3 separate regions of the Homo sapiens genome follow, and all the other regions are linked to region 3. A link is a loop called in an ENCODE intact Hi-C map of the cell type or tissue named here. Cell type or tissue: heart right ventricle. All regions are shown on one strand. Region 1 overlaps PKNOX2 (PBX/knotted 1 homeobox 2). Region 2 overlaps CCDC15 (coiled-coil domain containing 15). Region 3 overlaps PKNOX2 (PBX/knotted 1 homeobox 2).

The links. Peaks named below come from ENCODE experiments on the same cell type or tissue, not always from the same donor. Only the 100,000 strongest peaks of a DNase experiment are listed, where the experiment ranks them.
Region 1: a loop joins it to region 3, with 3 times the contacts of the local background. A loop is called at or near these places in 37 of 110 quality-filtered maps.
Region 2: a loop joins it to region 3, with 4 times the contacts of the local background. A loop is called at or near these places in 57 of 110 quality-filtered maps.

What each region holds. Positions count from the first base shown.
Region 1 is chr11:125,400,925-125,408,924 of GRCh38, reverse strand. All of the region lies in intron 7 of PKNOX2 (PBX/knotted 1 homeobox 2), which reads right to left. Among named protein-coding and RNA genes, the nearest start is that of FEZ1, 91 kb to the left of the region's middle. RefSeq lists an enhancer at 1-171. In heart right ventricle, a CTCF peak has its summit at 3,866 (motif pointing right); a DNase peak (open chromatin) is centred at 3,894; H3K4me3 peaks cover 323 bases.
Region 2 is chr11:124,959,111-124,967,110 of GRCh38, reverse strand. CCDC15 (coiled-coil domain containing 15) reads right to left here. Exons shown (of 16, transcript NM_025004.3): 3 at 7,847-7,996; 4 at 7,108-7,296. Among named protein-coding and RNA genes, the nearest start is that of CCDC15, 8.9 kb to the right of the region's middle. In heart right ventricle, a CTCF peak has its summit at 4,934 (motif pointing left); no DNase peak of the experiment used is centred here.
Region 3 is chr11:125,342,107-125,350,106 of GRCh38, reverse strand. All of the region lies in intron 3 of PKNOX2 (PBX/knotted 1 homeobox 2), which reads right to left. Among named protein-coding and RNA genes, the nearest start is that of PKNOX2-AS1, 79 kb to the right of the region's middle. RefSeq lists an enhancer at 140-682. In heart right ventricle, CTCF peaks have their summits at 1,166 (motif pointing right), 3,973 and 4,172 (motif pointing right); DNase peaks (open chromatin) are centred at 1,140 and 4,146; H3K27ac peaks cover 4,680 bases.

The sequences.
Region 1 (8,000 bases), 59 kb before region 3:
GCAAAAAAGAAGGCCCCAGCTTCCCGGTTTTTGTTTTAGGACTTGAAGAAGCTTGGGTCTTCAGCCTCCAGGGCAAGTCTAGGGTTTTGAGCCCGGAAATCTGTGTTTGGAGGAAACCTCGAGCCAGTGACTGCCTACCTGTAGCAACGAAGGGAAAGTGTTACAGCCCGGGGGACAGCCATGGCGAATCTCCTCCCAGACCCTGACAACACAGAACCTGGCAGAGCCTGTCAGGAAGTGGAAGTCGGCACTGATTTATACATCTCACTCGATTCAGCTGATTAAATCCCCCTTGGCGTCTCCTCCAGAGCTGCCTTTTTTTACTCTCCTGGGTTGTCTCTGGCCCAAGAGCTGGAGGAGTATTTCCTATAAATAAGCAGCGCCAGGAGGAGAGGAGCCAAGCACGCCCTCCTCCCACCCACCTGCCGCACGGGCCTCCTGGTGTGGCTCCTCCGGGTGGGTGGGGCGATGGAGGCCTTGCTTCTATTCTGAGCTCACCTCTGCTGCTGTGACCTTGGGGAACAGAGGGGGCAGCTCTTGCCTTGGCTTCCCCTTCCTGGGGCCCCGTGGGAGCCGCCTAGCCCGTGAAGCTTATACTTTGAGCAGAGCTCTTGGCCTTTCTGTTCCTGCAGTCGCAGTCTAAAATGGAGTCTGCCATGCAGAAGCCTAGAAACTGGAAGAGCCCCTGGAAGCCACACATTTCCCCTCCCTGAAGTACAAATAAGGCACTGAGGTTTAGAGATGCCTGGGACTTCCCAAGGCCACACAGCCCGTTAGCAGCCAGAGGACTAGAACACAGATCTCCTTCACCCACAAATGCCCCCTACACCGGTTCTGGGCTGCAAATGCTCCTTGAATCCTGCAGGTCAACCAATCATCATTGCAGGCAAGGTGAACAGATAAAAACAACTAAAACTCAGAAGTCCAGAAGCAGCGTGGGCACTGGAGGAAAGGCAATCTCGTCACCACCCTTCTGTGGGCCTCATCTCCTTATGTATACAGTGCATGTGACACCGGGACCCTCAACGCCTGAGTTTTCAGCGATGAGACTGCTCTGAGTTTGAGTTCTCCTTGTTCCAACATCCCAGCCTACCATTCTCATGGTGTGTAAACCGTGCTGATATTATATTTGAAGCTGAAGCAAACTCGGAAGGTAAATTTACTTTTTTTTTTGTTTGTTTTTTGAGACAGGGTAGAGAGTCTTGCTCTGTTGCCCAGGCTTGTCTCAAACTTCTGGGGTCATGTAATCCTCCCACCTGAGCCTCCTGAGTCATGGGATTACAGGCGTGAGCCACCACACCAGGCTTGAAGGTAAATTTAATGGGGGAGTGGGTACCTCCATGCCATTCACCTTAAAACCAGTGGAAGTGACTTCTCAATCCCTTGTTTGGAATCATCCATGCTAGCCTGTGCCTCTTCTGGTAGGGATATTTGAGAATTTCAAACATAAAAGGTTGTCCTAGACTTTCTTCACCCCCAAAAAAGTACCCAACAAGGTTAGAAAAATACAAGCAAAGTCAGTAAAATAAATACAAGATGTGTCCCTTGGGATTCAACCAACACACATTGTTTCCTAGCCAAAGGCAGAGGGTGAGCCACCACCTGGATGCTTCGTCTGCTTACTCAGACCCTGGCTGCTTCTCCACCTTGTGGCTTGGATACCCTCCATGCCAATTTACCCAATTTGGGTAACTAAGGGCAATTTATGCATTGGATCAGAGCCTTCTCTTTCCTACCCTTCTCTCCCTTCCCTGGGTCTTTGGCTGGAAGGTGCTGAGAGGCAGCCAGATTCTATCAGTGAAGGAATAAAATAAAAACCTTCAGAGATAGAGTCCAAGGGCAGGGCTGGGACTGGCAACGTTTTAGGTGGGGCAGGGAAGAGGAAGCAAAATTTTGGCATCCCGGAGGTCTGGGGAAATGATATTCATCCCTTACATCTGTAAACATGAGCTGCTTCACAAACCTGCCTTGAGTGTGCTTTTTTTTTTTTTTTTTTTTTTTTTTTTTAGACATAGATTCTCAGGGCCACTGGGTCAAGACCCTCACCCATCATCTAGCAATCTATATTTCTAAAAACTTCCTTGTGATGGTCCCAAAGATCGTACACGCTGAGTATGAGAGAGCTTTCACCACGCTGTTCCATTTTAATGTCACCATCACCCCATGGGGTCAGCAGGACTGTCCTATTTGCCTGAAGAGAGATTGAGGTCCAGAGAGGATGGAAGTGACTTCCCAGAGTCAAATAACTGTGCCTCCAGCCTAAGGCCTCTGGCTCTGAGTGTAGGACGAGTGCTCACAGAGAGAGGATATGTGCTTCGGGGTCAGACAGGCTCCAATGCAAGCACAGTGCCTGGCACATTTAGCCATCCAATAATTTATTTCCCACTTCCCTTGGCTAAGGTCACTCAACTAGGGAGTCGTACAGTTGGGATTTAAAAACCTGTCCTAGAAGCCTTCAAGCCACTTGAGTTCTTTACGTAGCAATGGAAGGGGTTCAGCTGGGGTTGCGCACGCAGGCAGAGTTGTGCAAACCTGGCTACATGTCTCCCTGTCTGAGATGTTCCTGGGCAATGGTCGAGTCCCAGGATCCTAAGCATCGTCTCTGACTAGCCCCACAACTCCACTTGGCTGCGATTTCCAGTCCAGGCTTAGTCTCTAGAGCCGTGGAATGGAGACAAGGAGGGTCTGACTCTCTTTTCTGAGGAAGGAACTTCCAGAGCAGCGGTGGAAACCCCGTGGGGAGCACATGTTGGCTAAGCACACAGTATTATTAGCTTTTTGACAGCTTCCCCTCAGGGCTTATCAGACTCCAAACCCAGGTAGATGCCACTGTGTCTAGACACAGAGTTGCTCCCCTCTAGGCTCCTTAGCACCCAGATGGAAGTGAGAAGAGTGTTTGGTACGGTTCTAGTTACTTTTTTCAGCACCCAGAGCCTCACATCCCTGCTGGAATTATCCAGGAACCTGGGGATGACAGCTGGTTATCCAGCCCAAGAATTCTGTTCGTTTTGTTCCACTAGGAAGACAGCCGTGGTGTCCCCAAGCCTCTGGAAACTGCCTGAGGCCTGGGAATCAGATGAAAACCAACACGCCGGGCTCCATGGGCACCCCTGGAAGCGGCCCCACTCCTGTTCCTTGTGTGCTGTTGATTGAGACTCAGAAGCAGGAGCCTCTCAGGAGGGGCAGAGCAAGGCAGGGCTTTGGGTTTGGAATGGCAGAGAACTGGTGCCTCCCGAGCACCATCCTCTGGGCCAGCTGCAACACCCTGGAACTGCGACTGCCACTCATTCTTCACAGACCTCAGTGGTCCCCAGGGGAGTTTTACTCCAAATTGCATTTGGAACAGCAGAAAGATGACTTGTTCCAAAGGAAGGCCTTACTAAGAAACGATGAGAAGCTGTGGAATGACTTTTGGAAGTGGGGGGTGCAGGGGCCCACATGAATGCACAGCGGTCTCACGTCAGCCCAGGAAGAGCTGTCTGTCCCTGTGAGCCACCGTGCTTCATTTTTAATAGGGAAAGGGCTTGAACTGCCCTGGGAAACTCAAGGAAGACTTCATTTCCACTCAAGGAAGGAATTCCTGGAAGAAACCAGAATGGGACAAAGACATGAAGGAGTGAAGGAGATAAATGACAGAAAAGTTTCTGTTTAAGCTGTTTTGAAATAGGTGGAATTTTTATCTTACTTGGATGCCTGTGAAACAGGGGAATGAACGGGATGGCCTGGCAAAGATCCTTCCAGCTGAGGACTGTAAAAGAGCCCATGCCATTTCCTAAGGATTGTGTGGGAGGGTGGGTGACGGTGAGTCGGTGGCCGGAGTGGGGTGCAGTGCGGAGCCAGCCCCAGCCACCTGCCATCCTCCCCCCGGCCACTAGAGGTCTCTGCTGATCCACCGGCTCAGACCACACTCACCAAAGCCTCCCAGAAGGCGCGTGCTGGCGGCTCCCCTGCCTGGGCTCGGGGCGGGTGGGGGTCGGTTCTGAATGTCTCCTTTCTGCTGGAAAGCTTGTCCTGACCTCTCCAGGGCACAGCCGCGGCCCGTCCTCTGGACTCTTCAAAGCCTCCCATCTGCCTTACATACTGGACACAACAGAATGGTTCTCTCTAATGCAGGCGTCGTCTTTCCCTAGCTTGGTGGCAGGCTTTTTGAGGGAAAGAGGGGTCTTTCTCTGAATTCCCCGAAACTGCTTAGCGCAATGTTAAGTGCATGGTACATGCGAGATACATGTGTGGTCTGACTTTGGCCTAAGGCTGTGGGTGTATTCCTGTGTGTGGTGGTGTGTGTGTGTTTGTGTGTGTGTGATGTGTGTGTTTGTGTGTGTGCCCGCGCAAATGTGCCTTAGGAGGGTGGAGAGGTTGTCCCTGTCCCCAGACACCCCTTCCCGGCAGCATCCCTCCGTTCTGGCAGAGCCAGGGCCCTGTCTTAGACCAAGAAAAGCCAGATTCCCAAACTCGGGAAAGCCAAGCACATGTAAACAAGCCACCTAATCCTGTTCTTGTTCCACTCCTGTTGGGGGCCTTGGTCTCAAGGGAAAGGCAGTTCTGGCCTGTGGGGACAAGCAGCAGCTGCTGCTCTTAAGGAACATTCCTTCTCAGGCGGGAGAAGCGCTCAGGTTTCACTAGCCTGGCGGCAAAGGCCACCCTCTGGTCTCTGGGCTCCACGGCTGCAGGGCTGGGGGTGAGGAACCGGCAGAAGAGACAGCTTTAATGCCTGTGACAGGCAGTGTGGCTCATTTTATTCCACTTCAGTCTAGGGATGCCCCCTGTCCATCTAAGTAGTGATCTTTCCAGGGTAGATTGCCCCCTACCCCAGCCCCATCCAGTCTTCTCCCTGGTCCTGTCCTCAGGATGCTTAGCCACTGGGCAGAACCTCTAGGGTCCTGGCTGAGGTGATGGCCCCCTACCCCTTCCGCCCCCTGCCAATCTGGAAAATCCAAAATTCCTTAGAGGTCAATAGGCAAGTGCCACCCTTCTCAGGTGGGGATGCATTGATTAGCCCCCTTCCTATTCTGCTGGGGAGGCGCAGAGCTGCAGAGTCGCATCTGGCAGCTGGGCCTAGCATCTCAGAATGTCCTCAACTTTGTACCTCTCATTTCCCTACTTCCAGTCTACTAGCAAATCCAAATTCTTGCTTCGTAGCAATTGGCTTCTTCCTCTGTAGTCCCTACCCCACTGACCAATAGCTAGGTAGGGTCATCACTCTCCACCCAGGTCCCAGGACCCCTGATTCTTCTCCCCATGTGTCACAAAAACATATCCCCATGTAGCAAGAAGAACATGGGCTCTGGAGTAGCCCATCCCGGACTCCAGCACTTGCTAGGTGTGTGACTTTGAGCCAGGGTCTTCACTTCTCTCAGCTTCTCTTTTCTTGGATGTAAAATGGAGAAAATCATGTGTACCTTGCAGCCTGTCATGAAGAGTAAATTAGATAATCTGTGGAAAGCACCTAGTACACACCATGTTTGAGACAGAGGGGAGCTCAATAAATGTTCACCGTCTCCCCTCCTTCTGCCAGCTCTTCTTGGACCAATACAAGATGTGGCTGCTCAATTGATTTGTCTCCAGCGTGTCTCCAGCCCTGACCCTGTTGCCTACATTCTCCACTACCTTTAAAGTCTTTAGCAGTCGGCCACCACTATTAGCCCCAAAACAGAACTCCCACACATTTGGCTTCAAGGTACTCCATCATTACACTTGGAGACCTGGGACTGTGTCGCATCCATTTTTTATATCCCCAGAACTCAGTAGGCTCCAGAGGTGCCTGAATGGATGCAGGATGCGTGAATGAATGAGCCCCCTTCACCCCATCTCCTCTCTAGGGATTCTGATTGGCTCTCTCTGTTTCTCGCCTTCTTTCAGACTTCTTGCTACATTGGAAACACTCACCTTTATAAAGGTTGCCAAATAGGCTACCAACTCTCACCAAGCCTGCCTGAAATGCCACCTCCCAGAGGAAGCCCTCCCAAGGCCAATGAATCTGTAACTTCTCCAATCACAATGGGCAAAATCCTCCTGTTGTCCTCTCCACTCTGTACTGAGGTTTGTTTATCCTATTGTGGAGCAGGAACAAACTGGCCATGAAGGTGTGAGGGCTGGGTCTGGGACTTGGTCCCCCTCTGAGGAAGGATGAAGGATGCTGAGTTGAGACTGGGGCAACCTCAAGCCACACATGTGGATCACCCAATCCAGAATCCCTGCCTGCAGCTCCTCTCCCCATCTCTTTGGCTGCTCCTTTCCTCTGTACTCTTGACCCTGAGCATTTCACGGCTGACATGATTTATCTAGATCCTCATTGTGACTCATGGCTCTCTCTCCCTGAGACTGGGAGCTCCTCTTGGACAATGGCTTGTGTCTGTTCTCACAGGACCTAGCACAGAACATACAGTGAGTGCCCCCCAAACGCTTGGCAATTGAATGAGAACCATGATTCAATCCAATTTGCCTGGAATAGAGCTGAGGCTTAAATCTCCACAGAGAAAAAAGGATGAATTTCAGGTCAAACTAATACTTGAGTGAGGTGTCTCTCTAGTGGAATGGTTCCATTTGCGCCCTCTAGGAAGGACAGGAGAACCCAGAGTAGGGTCTAGAACCAGTCTCCTTACAGAGGATCCTGCCCCCACAAGAAGCCTGGGCTCTGAGGAGTAGGAAGCCTGGGTGTCATTGGGTGCCTGCAGCACAGGATGGGTTCCTAGGGAGGGGGAAAATCTAGCTGTGGCCCAGGTCTTTGAAAGTCTGCTTTAGTCCCCTGCTTGGTAGAACAGTCTCCCTTACTTCCCATCTCCACTTTGCCCAGCAGAGAAGACTCACACAGAGAAATCGAAGGCCGAGCAGGAAAACGCTCAACCCATCGATCTGGATGGAGGACACGGCATAGCATCTGGGAGTGGGGATACCAAGTTGAAAACAAAAATGTCTCCCGCTTTGCAACACAAGGCTGGATGATTAGCACACAGGGAAAACCATGAGCCAGCAGTTTGCAACAAAGCTGGCAGGCGGCTGGAATGTTGATCCAGAGGATCATGTTCCAGAGGGGAGACACCCCTCCCCAGGCCAGGCTGGTGCTCAGGCTATTTCAGGCCGGGGGGATTAAGGGTGAACCATGACGAATGCATGTGCCCGCGTGTGCACACACATACACACACACACACACACACACACTCACAAGCTCCTTTTCTCTCTCTCATACAGGCTCCTGTGTCTTGAACCCAAGACCTGCCTCCTGCACTGAAAGTCTCGGTCCCCGATTCTTAGCAGCCCTGGGCCTCTCCTTCCTGGGAGAGCCCATGCAAGCCCGGCCCCTACCTTAGTGCAATAATGACAGGGGCCTGTCCTGGGAAGGCTTAAGAGACGTGTGAGTGTGCAAGTGGGCCGAGGGATGGCCAGAGAAGGCAGGAGAGCAGGTTAGGAAGCTCCTGCCATAGCCTATGTGTAATTACCGTATTTACCCCTGAAGCCTGAGCAAAGCAGGCAGTGGCAGTCAGAGAAAATGCAGGGGCAAGTTTGAGTAATACAACAGGAGCAGCACATAGCACATCCTCCTGACTTTCCCGCCTCCTCGTACCCTGGCTGCGCACTGAGCCACATGCATTGTCCTTTCACTTGCTGTCACTCTTGCTGCCGTTCCTCTCTCCGTCTGTCCTTCTGCCCCGTCGTTCTCAGTATCGTCTCCCTTTTCCTGGGTTTGTGTGCCTCCCTGTCTCTCTCTCTTGCTCTTTTCCTCCAATTCTTCAGCCTGTCTCTGCTTCCCTCCTGAATGTTGACCCTGCATATTTGGCTTTCTTTCCCTTTATTTTTCTTCCTATTTCTCCTTTCCTCCTTTGGCTTCCCCTTGCCCCTGCCCCCCACCCAACTTTCTTTCTCTCATTCCATTATTTCTTTCAATAAATACTTCCCGGCCATCTTTCTTGCACAAGACCTTGTGGTAGCCACTGCTGGGGTCACAGGGAGAGTACACTAGGACTCTGAAGGGATGAGTCTATTTCAAGAGACTATCAGCAGGC
Region 2 (8,000 bases), 380 kb after region 3:
ACATAATTGTCAGATTCACCAAGGTTGAAATGAAGGAAAAAATGTTAAGGTCAGCCAGAGAAGGTCGGGTTACCCACAAAGGGAAGCCCATCAGACTAACAGCGGATCTCTCGGCAGAAACTCTACAAGCCAGAAGAGAGTGGGGGCCAATATTCAACATTCTTATAGAAAAGAATTTTCAACCCGGAATTTCATATCCAGCCAAACTAAGCTTCAAAAGTGAAGAAATAAAATCCTTTACAGAGAAGCAAATGCTGAGAGATTTTCTCCCCACCAGGCCTGCCTTACAAGAGCTCCTGAAGGAAGCACTAAACATGGAAAGGAACAACCAGTACCAGCCACTGCAAAAACATGCCAAATTGTAAAGACCATCGATGCTAGGAAGAAACTGCATCAACTAATGGGAAAAATAACCAGCTAACATTATAATGACAGGACCAAATTCACACATAACAATATTAACCTTAAATGTAAATGGGCTAAATGCCCCAATTAAAAGACACAGACTGGCAAATTGAATAAAGAGTCAAGACCATCAGTGTGCTATATTCAGGAGACCCATCACACGTGCAGAGGCACATATAGCCTCAAAATAAAGGGATGGAGGAAGATCTACCAAGCAAATGGAAAACAAACAAAAAAAAAAAGCAGGGGTTGCAATCCTAGTCTCTGATAAAACAGACTTTAAACCAATAAAGATCAAGAGACAAGGCCATTACATAACGGTAAAAGGATCAATTCAACAAGAAGAGCTAACTATCCTAAATGTATATACACCCAATACAGGAGCACCCAGATTCATAAAGCAATTCCTTAGAGACCTACAAAGAGACTTAGACTCCCACACAATAATAATGGGAGACTTTAACACCCCACTGTCAATATTAGACAGATCAACGAGAGAGAAGGTTAACAAGGATATACAGGACTTGAACTCAGCTCTGCAACAAGTGGACCTAATAGACACCTACAGAACTCTCCACCCCAAATCAACAGAATATACATTCTTCTCAGCACCACATCGCACTTATTCCAAAATTGACCATATAGTTGGAAGTAAAGCACTCCTCAGCAAATGTAAAAGAACAGAAATCACAACAGACTGTCTCTCAGATGACAGTGCAATCAAATTAGAACTCAGGATTAAGAAACTCACTCAAAACCACACAACTACATGGAAACTGGACAACCTGCTCCTGAATGACTACTGGGTAAATAACAAAATGAAGGCAGAAATAAAGATATTCTTTGAAACCAATGAGAACAGAGACACAACATACCAGAATCTCTCGGACACATTTAAAGCAGTGTGTAGAGGGAAATTTATAGCACTAAATGCCCACAAGAAAAAGCAGGAAAGATCTAAAATCGTCACCCTAACATCACAATTAAAAGAACTAGAGAAGCAAGAGAAAACAAATTCAAAAGCTAGCAGAAGGCAAGAAATAACTAAGATCAGAGTAGAACTGAAGGAGATAGAGACACAAAAACCCTTCAAAGAATCAATGAATCCAGGAGCTGGTTTTTTGAAAAGATCAACAAAATTGATAGACCGCTAGCAAGATTAATAAAGAAGAAAAGAGAGAAGAATCAAATAGACACAATAAAAAATGATAAAGGGGATATCACCACCAATCCCACAGAAATGCAAACTACCATCAGAGAATACTACAAACACCTCTACGTAAATAAACTAGAAAATCTAGAAGAAATGGATAAATTCCTCCACACATACACCCTCCCAAGACTAAACCAGGAAGAAGTTGAATCCTTGCACAGACCAATAACAGGCTCTGAAATTGAGGCAATAATTAATAGCCTACCAACCAAAAAAAGTCCAAGACCAGATGGATTCACAGCCAAATTCTACCAAAGGTACAAAGAGGAGCTGGTACCATTCCTTCTGAAACTATTCCAATCAATAGAAAAAGAGGGAATCCTCCCTAACTCATTTTATGAGGCCAGCATCATCCTGATACCAAAGCCTGGCAGAGACACAACAAAAAAAGAGAATTTTAGACCAATATCCCTGATGAACATCGATGCAAAAATCTTCAATAAAATACTGGCAAACTGAATCCAGCAGCACATCAAAAAGCTTATCCACCAAGATCAAGTTGGCTTCATCCCTGGGATGCAAGGCTGGTTCAACAAATGCAAATCAATAAACGTACGCCATCACATAAACAGAACCAAAGACAAAAACCACATGATTATCTCAATAGATGCAGAAAAGGCCTTTGACAAAATTCAACAGCCCTTCATGCTAAAAACTCTCAATAAACTAGGTATTGATGGGGCATATCTCAAAATAATAAGAGCTATTTATGACAAACCTACAGCCAATATCATACTGAATGGGCAAAAACTGGAAGCATTCCCTTTGAAAACTGGCACAAGACAGCGATGCCCTCTCTCACCACTCCTACTCAACACAGTGTTAGAAGTTCTGACCAGGGGAATCAGGCAAGAGAAAGACATAAAGGGTATTCAATTAAGAAAAGAGGAAGTCAAATTGTCCCTGTTTGCAGATGACATGATTGTATATTTAGAAAACCCCATCGACTCAGCCCAAAATCTCCTAAGCTCATAAGCAACTTCAGCAAAGTCTCAGGATACAAAATCAATGTGCAAAAATCACAAGTATTCCGACACACCAATAACAGACAAACAGCCAAATCATGAGTGAACTCCCATTCACAACTGCTTCAAAGAGAATAAAATACCTAGGAATCCAACTTACATGAAGGGATGTGAAGGACCTCTTCAAGGAGAACTACAAACCACTGCTCAACTAAATAAAAGAGGACACAAACAAATGGAAGAACATTCCATGCTCATGGACAGGAAGAATCAATATCGTGAAAATGGCCATACTGCCCAAGGTAATTTATAGATTCAGTGCTATCCCCATCAAGCTACCACTGACTTTCTTCACAGAACTGGAAAAAACTACTTTAAAGTTCATATGGAACCAAAAAAGAGCCCGCATTGCCACGACAATCCTAAACAAAAAGAACAAAGTTGGAGGCATCACGCTACCTGACTTCAAACTATATTACAAGGTTACAGTAACCAAAACAGCATGGTACTGGTACCAAAACAGATATATAGACAAATGGAACAGAACAGAGGCCTCAGAAATAACACCACACATCTACAACCATCTGATCTTTGACAAATCTGACAAAAGCAAGAAATGGGGAAAGGATTCCCTATTAATAAATGGTGCTGGGAAAACTGGCTAGCCATATGTAGAAAGCTGAAACTGGATCCCTTCCTTACACCTTATACAAAAGTTAATTCAAGATGGATTAAAGACTTAAATGTTAGACCTAAAACCATAAAAACTCTAGATGAAAACCTAGGCAATACCATTCAGGACACAGGCATGGGCAAGGACTTCATGACTAAAACACCAAAAGCAATGGCAACAGAAGCCAAAATTGACAAATGGGATCTAATTAAACTAAAGAGCTTCTGCACAGCAAAAGAAACTACCATCAGAGTGAACAGGCAACCTACAGAATGGGAAAAAATTTTTGCAATCTACACATTTGACAAAGGGGTAATATCCAGAATCTACAAAGAACTTACACAAATTTACAAGAAAAAATCAAACAATCCCATCAAAAAGTGGGCAAAGGATATGAACAGACACTTCTCAAAAGAAGACACTTATGCAGCCAACAGACACATGAAAAAATGCTCATCATCACTGGCCATCAGAGAAATGTAAATCAAAACCACAATGAGATACCATCTCACACCAGTTAGAATGGCAATCATTAAAAAGTCAGGAAACAACAGGTGCTGGAGAGGATGTGGAGAAATAGGAACACTTTTACACTGTTGGTGGGACTGTAAATTAGTTCAACCATTGTGGAAGACAGTGTGGCGATTCCTCAAGGATCTAGAACTAGAAATACCATTTGACCCAGCCATCTCATTACTTGGTATATACCCAAAGGATTATAAATCATGCTACTATAAAGACACATGTGTTTATTGCAGCACTATTCACAATAGCAAAGGCTTGGAACCAACCCAAATGTCCATCAGTGATAGACTGGATTAAGAAAATGTGGCACATATACACCATGAAATACTATGCAGCCATAAAAAAGGATGAGTTCATGTCCTTTGTAGGGACATGGATGAAGCTGGAAACCATAATTCTAAGCAAACTATCTCAAGGACAGAAAACCAAACACCGCATGTTCTCACTCATAGGTCGGAATTGAACAATGAGAACACTTGGACACAGGGTTGGGAACATCACACACCAGGGCCTGTCGTGGCATGGTGGGAAGCGGGGAGGGATAGCATTAGGAGAAATACCTCATGTAAATGACAAGTTAATGGATGCAGCACACCAACATGGCACATGTATACATATGTAACAAACCTGCACGTTGTGCACATGCACCCTAGAATTTAAAGTATAATAAAAAAAAAAAAAGAACTGAATTCCTTGGACAGAGAAAGATAGGACCAGATAATATTCTTTTTTAACATTTAATTAAAAATATAAATAAATTCAAACCTATGGAAAACTTCAAACATATACAGAAGTAATCAGAACACTATAATGAACCACCATGGACAGATATGGATACCTCACTTTAGCACTATCAACTCCTAGCCAATCTTGCTTCATCCGTAACTCCCTACTTTACCTCATTCTTTTATTATTTAAGTATATTCCAGACATCAAATACTTTCATGTATAAATGTTTCAACATGTCAGATGAATGTTTGAAACTCTTCCAACTCCAAGATCACATGTTTCTATAACACCAACACGAGAAAACTGAGACGTGTACTAACATTCAGAAAGTGAATTATGTGTACCATTTACCCAACCAGTTCTAGATAAACTAAGGGAGTTCGTGCCTGAACTGTCTCATTGTCTAGTTTCACGGTGACATCTAGTGGATAAAAACTGCAACAGAAGTGGTAAGATCAGAAAGCATCTATTGTCATGGAGTCATATGGACAAAGTTTACAGGCTCAAAATAGTTAAGTCACTGAGCATTCTTCAGTAGTTCATGTCCTTTTAAAAAAAAAAGTGTGGGGGTATTATAAAAACTTTAAAAAATCTTGTGACATTTAAGGTTTTTCATAACCTGATTTCCTCCTCCTTATCCAACCCCATTTTTGGTTATTCTCCATTATAAACTACCAATTAGAAAGGTTCCATTACTTATTCCCAAATACACCTGGCTCATTGGAGATTCTAGGCTTTTTTTTTGTTTGGGTGGTTTTTAAGAAAAAATTATCTCGGCCAGGTGTGGTGGCTCACACCTGTAATCCCAGCACTTTGGGAGGCCAAGGCAGGCGGATCCCTTGAGCTCAGGAATTTGATACCAGCCTGGCCAACATGGTGAAACCCCATCTCTACTAAAAATACAAAAATTAGCCAGTCATGGTGGCAGGCACCTACCCCAGCTACTCAGGAGGCTGAGGCAGGAGAATCAGGAGATTCTCTTGAACTCAGGAGGAGGAGGTTGCAGTGAGCCAGGACTGCACCACTGCACTACAGCATGGGCAACAGAGTGAGACTCCGTCTCTAAGAAAAACAAATTCTCTTGAATTTACCAATACAAAATGTGTAGTTCAAGTCTATCTCTCCCATGAATTCTTCCCCTACTGTTTCCTTAAAAATTTCTGAACTCCCATAGCACAACTTTATTGCAAAACACAGAAAATCTCTCTATATTATTATCTGATACAATGAGTGGTCTATTAGTTTTGTATTTCTACCTGAAAATATAAACCCATGGAAGGTCCTATTTTACATTTCCTTAGTATCGCTACAATCCATAACAAACAGCATAGGCAAATACTGCTGACTGATGAGTTCTATTTTTGTATTAAACAGATGAAGTAAAATCCTCACTACAGTGGGACTAACAGCTACAAGCACCACGAAAGCAAGGACTGTGTCTGTCTTAAGTCAATGTTCTATTCCTTGTACTTTATGCAGTGCCTGGCTCAATAAATATTTGCTAAACAAATAAAAATGATTATTACAAACTGAACAATGACAAGAAAGAGTCAAATAGTTGTGGACAAAGAAAAAAATTTTAATAGTAGTTCAACATGATAATGTGTGCTTCTAAACTTTTCCTATTTATACTAATAGCACAATTAAATTTTGACCAAGTATGTTAAGCAGTAATACAGCTTTTATTTTCACATACTCATAATTTTCCATATTTTCTCTCTTCCTCTCATTATTTCTAGTAATACATTTTAAATAAGATGAAGAACAATTACTGAAGCAGAGTTGAAGACTGTATCAACTGGACAAAAGCTCAGGTATACTAAGGTGGGGGCTAAATGGACAGAGTCAAGCAATGTGAATGGATGAAATCTACTCACAGTGGTTAATTTTTAAATATTAGGTATATAAAATGAGTCATTAAATAAAAATTACATTTTTCCAAAAACTCTGGATATGTTACGAATTTACTATGTATTATTCTTTAACCTACAACTATAGATTCATTTATTGTGATAATCAGATTAAAAAACAAAAATAAGAAAAATGAGACAAAGATAAATAATAAATGAAATGCCACCTATGTATACTGAACTTCTTTGCAACGAAGGTAAGAATTATTTCTCTCTGTAAATTACAAACTAATAGTAGCTTGCCTAGAATATAATTTCAATATAACTTGGAAAATCCATGTTCTTGACCTAAAGTGCTTTCTAATAGGTTTTGAATTCTAGCACTTTGGCACTTTTCTTTTTTTTTTTTTTTTTTTTTTTTTTTTTTGAGACGGAGTCTCGCTGTCGCCCAGGCTGGAGTGCAGTGGCGCAATCTCGGCTCACTGCAGGCTCCGCGGCACTTTTCTTTAGATAATTTTAGAGTATCTTACCAAACACAAATGAATTTAAATTTAAAATTTTTAAAAAGCATTATCCCACTATTCCCCACTTTACAAAGCTAAAAAAAAAAAAAAAGGGGGATGATTATCAAAAGTGAAGCTGAGTGTGATAACTCTTAATCCCTACCTCATACCCTAGATGTCATATTTATAGTTTAGGGGATAGGGAAAATATCATAGACATAAAATAAAAAGAACAGGTACTTACAGCCTGGGCTTGTTGTTGGAATAATTCGTTCTGATTCTCTTCATCCTCTATTCCATCCCCAGGCATCAGGGAAGGAGGTAACCTAGAACTTCCAATAGCAACATTCAAATTGTTTGGAAAAACACTTGTCCTTTTGGAAGTTAAGTGTGTTGCTGAAGACTGCATGGCTATGGAGCCTTCTTTTTGTGCCTACACGAAAGAAGAAAGGGGGATAGTAACATTCTACCCCAATCCAGAGCAATCAAATAATGCCTCTAAAGCAGTTCAGAAGATTTTAAATTGGGGTGGGGGGCAGGGGAGAGGCTTTAGCTGGCAGAGAAACTAACATTTACCAGGCACCTCCCATGTGCTAATAATTTAGGTTATCTCATCTAACTCTCACACAATCCTATGAGAGAAGTATCATATCCTTATTTTATGGATGAAGAAACTACAATCAGTGAAGTTAAGTAATTAGCCAAAAGTCAATAGCTAGAAGTAGCAAAGCCAAAATTCAAACTCAAGTCTGAACCCAAAATTCTGACATTGCTTTTAACTACTTGGTAAAAGCAAAAAATTGAGTCAGAACACAGGAATAAAACATGGTTTCTCTACAAAAAAAATTTACTGTCTTCACTAGTTAATTAGATTATATTAGGCATGTAATCAAAGGAAAGCAATTCTGTTACTGCCTAATAGCTTATCTCATAACACACATATTTTCCATTCAATCTTTACTCAGGCTCACTTTTGAACTTACTCTTTCATAAGACTTCTGAAGCTGTTGCTTTTTTCTCAACCTAATTTGTTGATTTACTCGGTATTTAACTTGTTTCTGAAAATGTTTCAAAGCTTCTTGTTTTTTTCTTAGCTGTTCCTTTAGTTCTTCTTCAATTAAATATGCTGATGTCTTT
Region 3 (8,000 bases):
TGGAGTGCAGGACGTGTTCTTCTCCTGGGTGGAGGGCACTGTTGGTGTAGAAACCTTTGTGAGCACAGCACTCACACCCTCCGTCCCCTCTCCCTGAGGCACCTAGGGCTTCATCCTCTTCCAGCCTGGCCCTTCCCAGGGTCTTCCAAAATGTTCACAGACCTGAATTCTGTGGGAATTTGAGAGTGCTTTGGAGCTGCTGTCATCTAAAGGGGCTGGCCTCCAGGGCTGTGTGTGTGTGTGTGTGTGTGTGTGTGTGTGTGTGTGTGATTCTTTTGGTTCTTTTTCAGGAAGTGGAAGTAAGATCTACTCTGACCTGACCTGAGTCTCCAAGATACCAAGTACGCTTTGACCTTCTGCAAAAAGCACTGGAAAGGCCTGTTTCACTCAATAGATGTCTACCAACCACCAACTCTGTGCAGAGAACAGTGTGGGGAGTGTGGTGGGACAGATGAATGAGGCATGGCTAGGAGAGGGAGGTCATGGTCCTAAAGGAAGGAAGAAAATGAGGTGGAGGTGGGTGGAGAATGCACAGGGAGGGATGGCTCCCCCGGTGCTAAAAATGCCGACTTCAGGCCGGTTCCGTCGGCCTCACCGCCTGTCACTCGCCCCCGCCTGGCCTCCTTCAGAAGACGGACTACCAGGATATCTTCACAACAGCATGCAGGGCCTCGCCCATCTCACACACCGCTGGTCCCTAAGATCCAATTTCCTTTTGCAAAGGGACGCAGGAGGGGGCTTTGGGGGAGCCTCTCTCTTCAGGCAGGGGAACCAAGGCCTCTGTTCACAGCTGGATCTTTGTCTGGGTGGTGGTCAGCATCCCAGAGAGCCAAGAGCAGAGTGAGGATTGCAGAGGGAAAAAGGTGGGGGTGGGGTAAGATATAGACTTTTTGAGACATCAGAAGGAACTTCCAGAATTAAGACTTTTGAGATATTAAAGTGGGTGGAATTTCTCTTTTTTGGACCCTGACAAAATAAAGGAAATAGGAATGTTTCAGGGGCCTATTAAACATAGCCTTCCCTGGAACTCTGGCAGAGAAGGCAACTTTGGATAGGGCCCAAGGGCCAGGATGGTGGAATCTCTTCCCGGGAGCATCGATCACAGATGCTCGTCCGCCAGGAAAAAAGTGAAGGGCCATAGCACTGTAGTGCCTGCAGCCTCCAGAAGAGGGAGCCTGGGGGCAGAGTCAGGGTGGGAGCCGCCTCAGGAAGGAGGGCTTTCTCCCCCTCTTAGGGGCAACTAGTTCTCTTTAACCTCGGGCTTGGGTCTTTTGGTAACCTCATTCCATGGATTAGAAGGTCATAATGAAGGCAAAACAAAGGAAGCTCAACGAGGAGGGCATAGGCTACAGAGAGGCGCCTTTCATTCACATTCTTTTGTTCACTGTCCAGTGAATGGAAGGCAGGGTCATTTTAGAGGCGCTGTCCCCAGAAATATTTGTAGCAGCAGGAGGGCTGCCCTGTGTGGGGTTAAGGAGGGGAGGTTAAGAGTAGCCTGTGCCCAGAGACAACCGCCCATGAGGCTGAGAGGAGACTGTTCAGTCCTGAGCCCACCAGGCTGCGGAGCAGGGCCAGACCCGCGTCGAAAGAAGACACAGGAACAATATTCTGAGGACCCAGATGGCCCTGGCCCCTCCCCCTCCTTGGGGTCACCACAGGCCACTAGGCCACTGCCCCATTACCCTCTGGGGGCTTCTCCTGCAAGAGAACAGGAGGCCTTTTCATTAGAGGCTTAAGTTTCCTTCTCTGCTTGCTCAGGCACAGAAGCCTCCGGCAACTTGACACTCCGGGAGCTCAGCTGCTGGAGACCCTGCACCCGTGTCCGGAAGCTGGCTCTTTTCCTCACACCTCTCCACCCACACGTGCACTTCCCCGGTTCCTGAGGGGCCACGTGCAACCATCCTGGAGAGGAATTTGGGGATCTGACTCGCCTTATCTGTGACTTGGCTGGGACTTTGCAGTGGGGTGTGGGGGAACTCTTTGAGCCACAGCGGGGGTCCTGGCCCTTTGGGGGAAGCCTGCCCTTTTTGCATTTTCTTTGGGAGAGGGAGGGGAGCAGCAGGCCTGAGCCCCTGCAAACCTAGCCCCGGGCTTCAGAGCTTTTGTCACGGATTCTGAGAGGCTGCTTGGCCCTGTCCAGAGGCCCCAGTGCTCTGTCACCAGACACCTGGGCATTCAAGGGGGCACAGTCAAGACTGCAAGTGGAGGACAGATGAGGAGCATCTCCCATGGAGAGATTTCCCATCGCGAACAGGCTCACAGGGAAAGGTTGCTTTTTGATTTGTTTTGTTTTGTTTTGTTCAGTGCTGAAAACCTTTATGATATGACATCTAGGAGGGAAAAATTCTATTGCAACACTTGACCCCACAATGACATCCAAGAAGAAATCATTTGTGTCTCTGATATCATCAGAAGAAACTAAAATGTCATTTTAGAGAGCCCAGGAGCCACCGAGGCAGGATCAGTGGATGCAAAGTCATAAAAGCACACCCCTTTAGGAAATGGGATGGGCAGTCCTGGGCACCCACCTCCCTCAGCCTCCTCAACCCATGCTCCCCACAGCCCTGCACCACCAGGTCGGCAGTCTGGAGCCCCAAATCCAGTGTGCTGACAAACAGGCTCAGAAAAAAAATACCAAGCTCATTAGGAAGGAGCTCATTAGGACTTGTTGACATGAAACCCATTAGACCAATTAACATTCCATTAATGGCCTGGGGCACAAAGGGGTTAATGCTGCCAGGCAGTAATTGGGCCAGTGTGCCGGGGTTGGGGGCTCAGGGCCTTAAGGATGAGACACAAAGTCTAATTGGGAACTCTCTGGCCAGCTGGCCTGACAGCATTTGTTCCTGGCCCCTGACCCTAGCTGAGACAAATTGATGGGGGATAGGGAAAGTAGGGCCAGCTCGCTTGGCCCCTCACTGTCCCACCCACCTGCCCCAAACTGGAGACGGGGCCCATGGCTGGCACAAGGACAAGGGTGAGGGGACACTCCCACCCTCCTGGACTCTGACAGTCCTGTTTTCTTCCTTCACGCCATTCCGCCCACTCCCTCTGGTCAAGTGTCTTTCTCAGCCCCGGGGAAGTGAGTCCCTTCTCTCCAGGAATTGCTTTGCAGTGATGTTACCCTCTTAGAAGAACTCTTTGGAGAAGCTAGAAGCCTTCAGGCCCAGAGCCCCGTTCATCTGAAGAGTGCTGGAGTTCAGAGAGAGGGATAGAGGGGACGGTGGCCCTGGGTCTGCCTGTCTTCTGGCCCCTGACCTCCTCCCCTCCTTCCTCCCTTCCTTCCCCCCTTCCATCCTCCTTTCCTTCCTCCCTTCCTGTCCCTTCTTCCCTCCCTCCTTCCTCCCTTCCTTCCTTCCTTCCATAGCAGCTAAGAGGCAGTCATGAGGGCCGCTAGGAATGCTTCTTGTCTGTCCTCCGACACATACAAGCAGCATGTTCATGATTTTCCTTCCCTTGAGACAGGTAGGGGCTGTGGAAGTCACATCCTCTGTCTGGGTCTCAATTTCCCCATCTGTAAACTTTGGGATTGGATGAGGGAATTCACAGGGCCACCCCTCAGTTCTCAGTTCCCATGATCTAAGCCTGGCCTTGGGGTAAAAAAAATTCTGGATTCCACATCCAGTAGAATCTACCACTTATTCTGTAATCTGTACAAGTCACTTTCCCTCTCGGACTGCAGAATGAAGGGATTTCCCCAGAACATTCGGGAAGCCTTTGCCCAGGATTTGCACTGCACACATGCTTGTTGAATGGAACGGAAAGGGTTGGATTGTAGCTTCTTTCTAAAGGCCAGCCAGCACCGGACTTCTCTTCCTCCCATCTAGTTGGAGAGTGGGAAGGAGGCCCCTGAGGTCAGCGAGCCAGGAGCTGTCAATCCCTTCAGCCCAGACGCCCCCAGGTTACCCCTCCACCCCCACCCCCAAGCCGTCCCCTCTGAGCAGCTGCCCAGGCCTGGGTTCTGACGTCTAGACAGATTTGCAGGAGGCTGAAATAACACAGTGAACTCAGCAGGAGGGACCGAAAAGCTGCATTAGTAACCTGGCTGGCTTCAACATCTCCCTCTGGGGCAGCCTCCTCAACCCTGGCGCAATCCGTCTCTTTTTCCCTCAGCCCCAACGCCGCGTCCAAAATGATCTTCTCTGGCCCAGCTCCCTTCCCAGAAGTGGCCTGTAGGTGGCGTCGCAGGGCCCGCTTTAATTGCATTATATAATATAACCTGTTTACTAAATCATGTAATCAGTCGCCTTAGGATTTGCAGCTTGGGATGTGTATGGAGAATTGGACTTTGAGTCAAATTTAAAAACAAATAAAAATGAGAGGCAGCTGTTGCTGATAGTGTGATATTCATCTTTTGGAAACAAATTCACCCCAGTGCTATAAATTATGCCTGGAAAAAAAAAGTGTTGCTGGTAGAACGGAGTTGGCTAGGTCTGCTCTGCTGGCAACTCATAGCGATGAATCTTGAAATAACGGTGTCAACCTGTCACTGATTTCATGTGACTCTGTGGATTTATCTAAAGAAGCAAAGGCGTGTGGGTGCACGCGAGCACACACACATAGAAACACACACATGCACCAGGTCTCTCTGCAAAACCCAGTAAGGGCTAGAAGTGACAAGCTGGAGGCGGGGTGTCTGCCAGAGCTTGGTGGTCCCTGAGGCTTGGTGGATGGGGTTGGCACCGAGAACTGAGCAGTGACAAGGGTGAGGTCAATTTGTGGTGGCAGAGGAGGACAGAATGGAGAGAGAGGATGCACCATGGGCTGGGAGGCTTGACCATGTGAGCAGGGGTTTGTCACCTCCAAATCAGTTGTTGTGTTGAAATGTTTCAAAAAGAGGGAGAAGTGGATGCTCCTGGAGGGGAGGACTAAGGAATTTGGGAAGAGGGGCAAGCTCCCCAGAGCCCGCCCCACCTTACAGCACAGCAAACACCCTCGCCTGCCTCTTCACCCCAGGGACTGTGGGTGCTGAAAGGAAGCTGGGGACCCTGAGGATTCAGGCAGCAGGAATGTGGGGCTGAGTGGGTGCTGCTCTCTGCCTGTCTTTCTGATCCTAGGCTGATGGGGGGAAATGGAGATCCTCCAGTCTGCTGAGGTCAGGCTTGGAGTGGGGCCTGGGAGCCAGGGAGGGAGTTTGTACATATCTATGTTACTGAAGGAGGGACAGGTGCAGAGGAACTGAGTGGGATTTGCACTCAGGTCTCACATCCTTGTTCACTCTGTGTCCTGAAGGCCAGCTAAGAGGTCAAAAATAAGCCGCGACTCCACAATGACCCAGGTCCCAGGGCACACCGCACCCAGCACAGAGCCCAAGTCCTTGCAGAATGTCACAGCCAGAACACCTGCTTCCCTACTGCCCCTCCGGGTCCTCCTTGGAATACTCAGTGGGGAGGCAAAGATGACAACCAAGACAAGCAGACGCTTTGGCCACCCATAGCTCTCCATACTAATTGTCATTTGCTGCCCTTCTGGGAAGCCAACTTGGGAGGTGGTGCCAGGTCATGCCCTAATATCACGATGCTGGTGTCCAGGGAACAGAGTGGGGACAGAGCAGAAGCCAGCATGAGCTTTGGCTAGGACTGCCTGCTTCTGACTCCCTAAGAGATGTGCAGATCTCTCTCCCTCAATCCTCCTTCAGCCCTTAAATGCCACATGGAGTGAATGCTTTGGAAATGGTAAGAGCCTTCTGTGAGACCAGAAAACCCAGAGACCCTTCCCATCCAACCCCCAATTTCCATCCCAAGGAGCGTGGCCTCCCCCTAATGGCCTGTGGCCCTACTTCCGAGGGCCTAAACCTCCTCTCCCGTCTCCACTCCCAAGACCATTTTACTGTTTGTTCTTTATTTGGAGTAACAATATGTCCTCACTGTGGTCGGGCCAACAGATCACTTATGCACTCACTGACCCCAGCCTAGAGATGAGCAGAAGCTTACATTAGAGACCCACCCTGGAGGAGAGGGTGCCGGGTCCCTCTGTGTCCATGGTTCACTATGGGGAGGATTAGTGGGCACACAAGCAGCATGATAAAGCAGTGTCTGGGGACAGGCCCCAGCACTGGGTCCATCACCCTCCTCAGCCGCTCCCTCCTCCATGGACAGGACTTGCCTTCCTTGAACTCCAGCCCGACCAGGTTTCCCAGAGAGGAGCCCCACCGTCCTGCCCTTTGCTGACAGCCATGCCGCTCTGACTCACACAGAAGCCAGAGTTCCAGGCCTGCAGTCTCTCCTCCTTGAGTCCCCAGTTCAGCTATTTTTTTTAACTGGGCTTCACAACACGGAGCAGGAGAGTCAGACGAGCAACACCCGCCCTGCTCCCGCGCCCTCTTCGTGGTCTTGCTCCCGCCTCTCCACACCGGGAACAAGAGTGCTGGAGCCCCACCGCCCTCCCTGCCTCGCTGTCACACCTTTTCTGGCTTCAAAAAGCTGCTGATATATTTTACAAACTGAAACAGCAATTTAATTCCCCCTGATAGCGGCAATTGTCCATTAGATCTTCCTACCGAGGAGCTTAACAATAATTCCTTTCATCCAACTGCTTGCTTCTTCTTGATCTGAGAATCAATCCCATAAATAGCAGGCAAGAGTTCTCACATTACTCTCCCCTCCAGCTTTTAGCATTTTGATGAAGATTCTCATCTCCTCTTTAAGCACTTTACAACTTGGCAATTTTTCCCCCTTTGGTTCCTTTAAACAAAATAAAACAAAAAACAGAAAAAAAAAAGCATGCTGGCTGGAAGGGGGAGCACAGCCCTTGCATTCTGCTCACGGAAGTGGTGTGCGCTTTTTCCTACCTGGAGGCAGGGGGATGGCTGCAGTGACCTGCGGTGGGTCCTGTCTGCTGGAAAGTGGGTGCTGCTCTGCCCCAGAGGCCATGACTATTGTGTCCCCAAAACTCACACTCACCACACCTGGGTCCCGCTTTTGCCAGTGATGTTCAACTTAGGGTACCTCTCCCATTCCAGGAGCCCCTCCCCCTATTGTTCACCCCCAGGAATGGAGGCAGGAGGGAGGCCACAGCTGCTGCCCTGGGGTGCTCTGAGCCAACTCCCTCCCCCAGCCTGTGGCCCCCTTGGAACCTTCTAACCTAGAGAGCGGATTCTGCCCTTTTGTTTTCCTCTCCAGCCCCTCCATCTCTAGCCAAACAACAAGAGTGGGAGAGGTGGGGAGGCCCAGGGAAAGAAGAGAGCTTGAGGCCTTTTATTCAATTATTTTCCTTTTTTTTTTCAACATGCAAGCAGCTCCAGGGATCGGGACAGTGGAGAGCCCTCCAGCTCCTCCACGGTGGTGGCTAGGGTGGAGTGTCAGGGCACCTGGGAGCCCCGGCCCGCCCCTCCCCCAGAGACACTATCATGTGCTCTCTCGTCTGCACACACTCACAGAGAAACAGATCTGAAAATGAACCTGGGACTGAAGTCCCCCTCGACAAACCTGATTCCCAGGTTTATTATTATTTGTCAAGAGCTGACAGCAGCCGCTCAGGCACTGAGCTGAGAAAACAACACAGGCCGGGCCCCTGAGACCCACAACTCAACAGAGACAGACAAACAGCTCCAGCGCTGGGATCCCAGGTGGAAAAGCGCAGAGCCACCTCCGGCAGCCCTCTCGGGCTCCCACCCTTTCATAAGTCTCTCTTCTCTGAGGCAGTCAGGAGGGCCCTGACGCTCACTGGGAGCTGGGGGGAGGAGGAAAGCAGGCATGGGGACCATGTAAGGTGTGAGTAGGGTGGCCGGAGCAGGGGCTGGTGGGGGAAGGAGGGCATGGAGGCGAGGGACCCTGAAGCCTACGCATTCCACCTCTGGTGCAACCTCAGATTCTCCTGGAGCCAGCGGAGCTAAAAGGGTCAGCCAGGCCCCTTTTCTCTCTGAGGACTGTACTGTGTCCTCTGGCTAGATGATACCTTGTTCCAAATTTTAAAACTTGCCTTTAGGAAAAAAAAAAAAAAGTCAAGAGTCAGAGTTGTGGAAGCAAGTGGCTCTGTGCATTCAATTTATCATTGAAAAG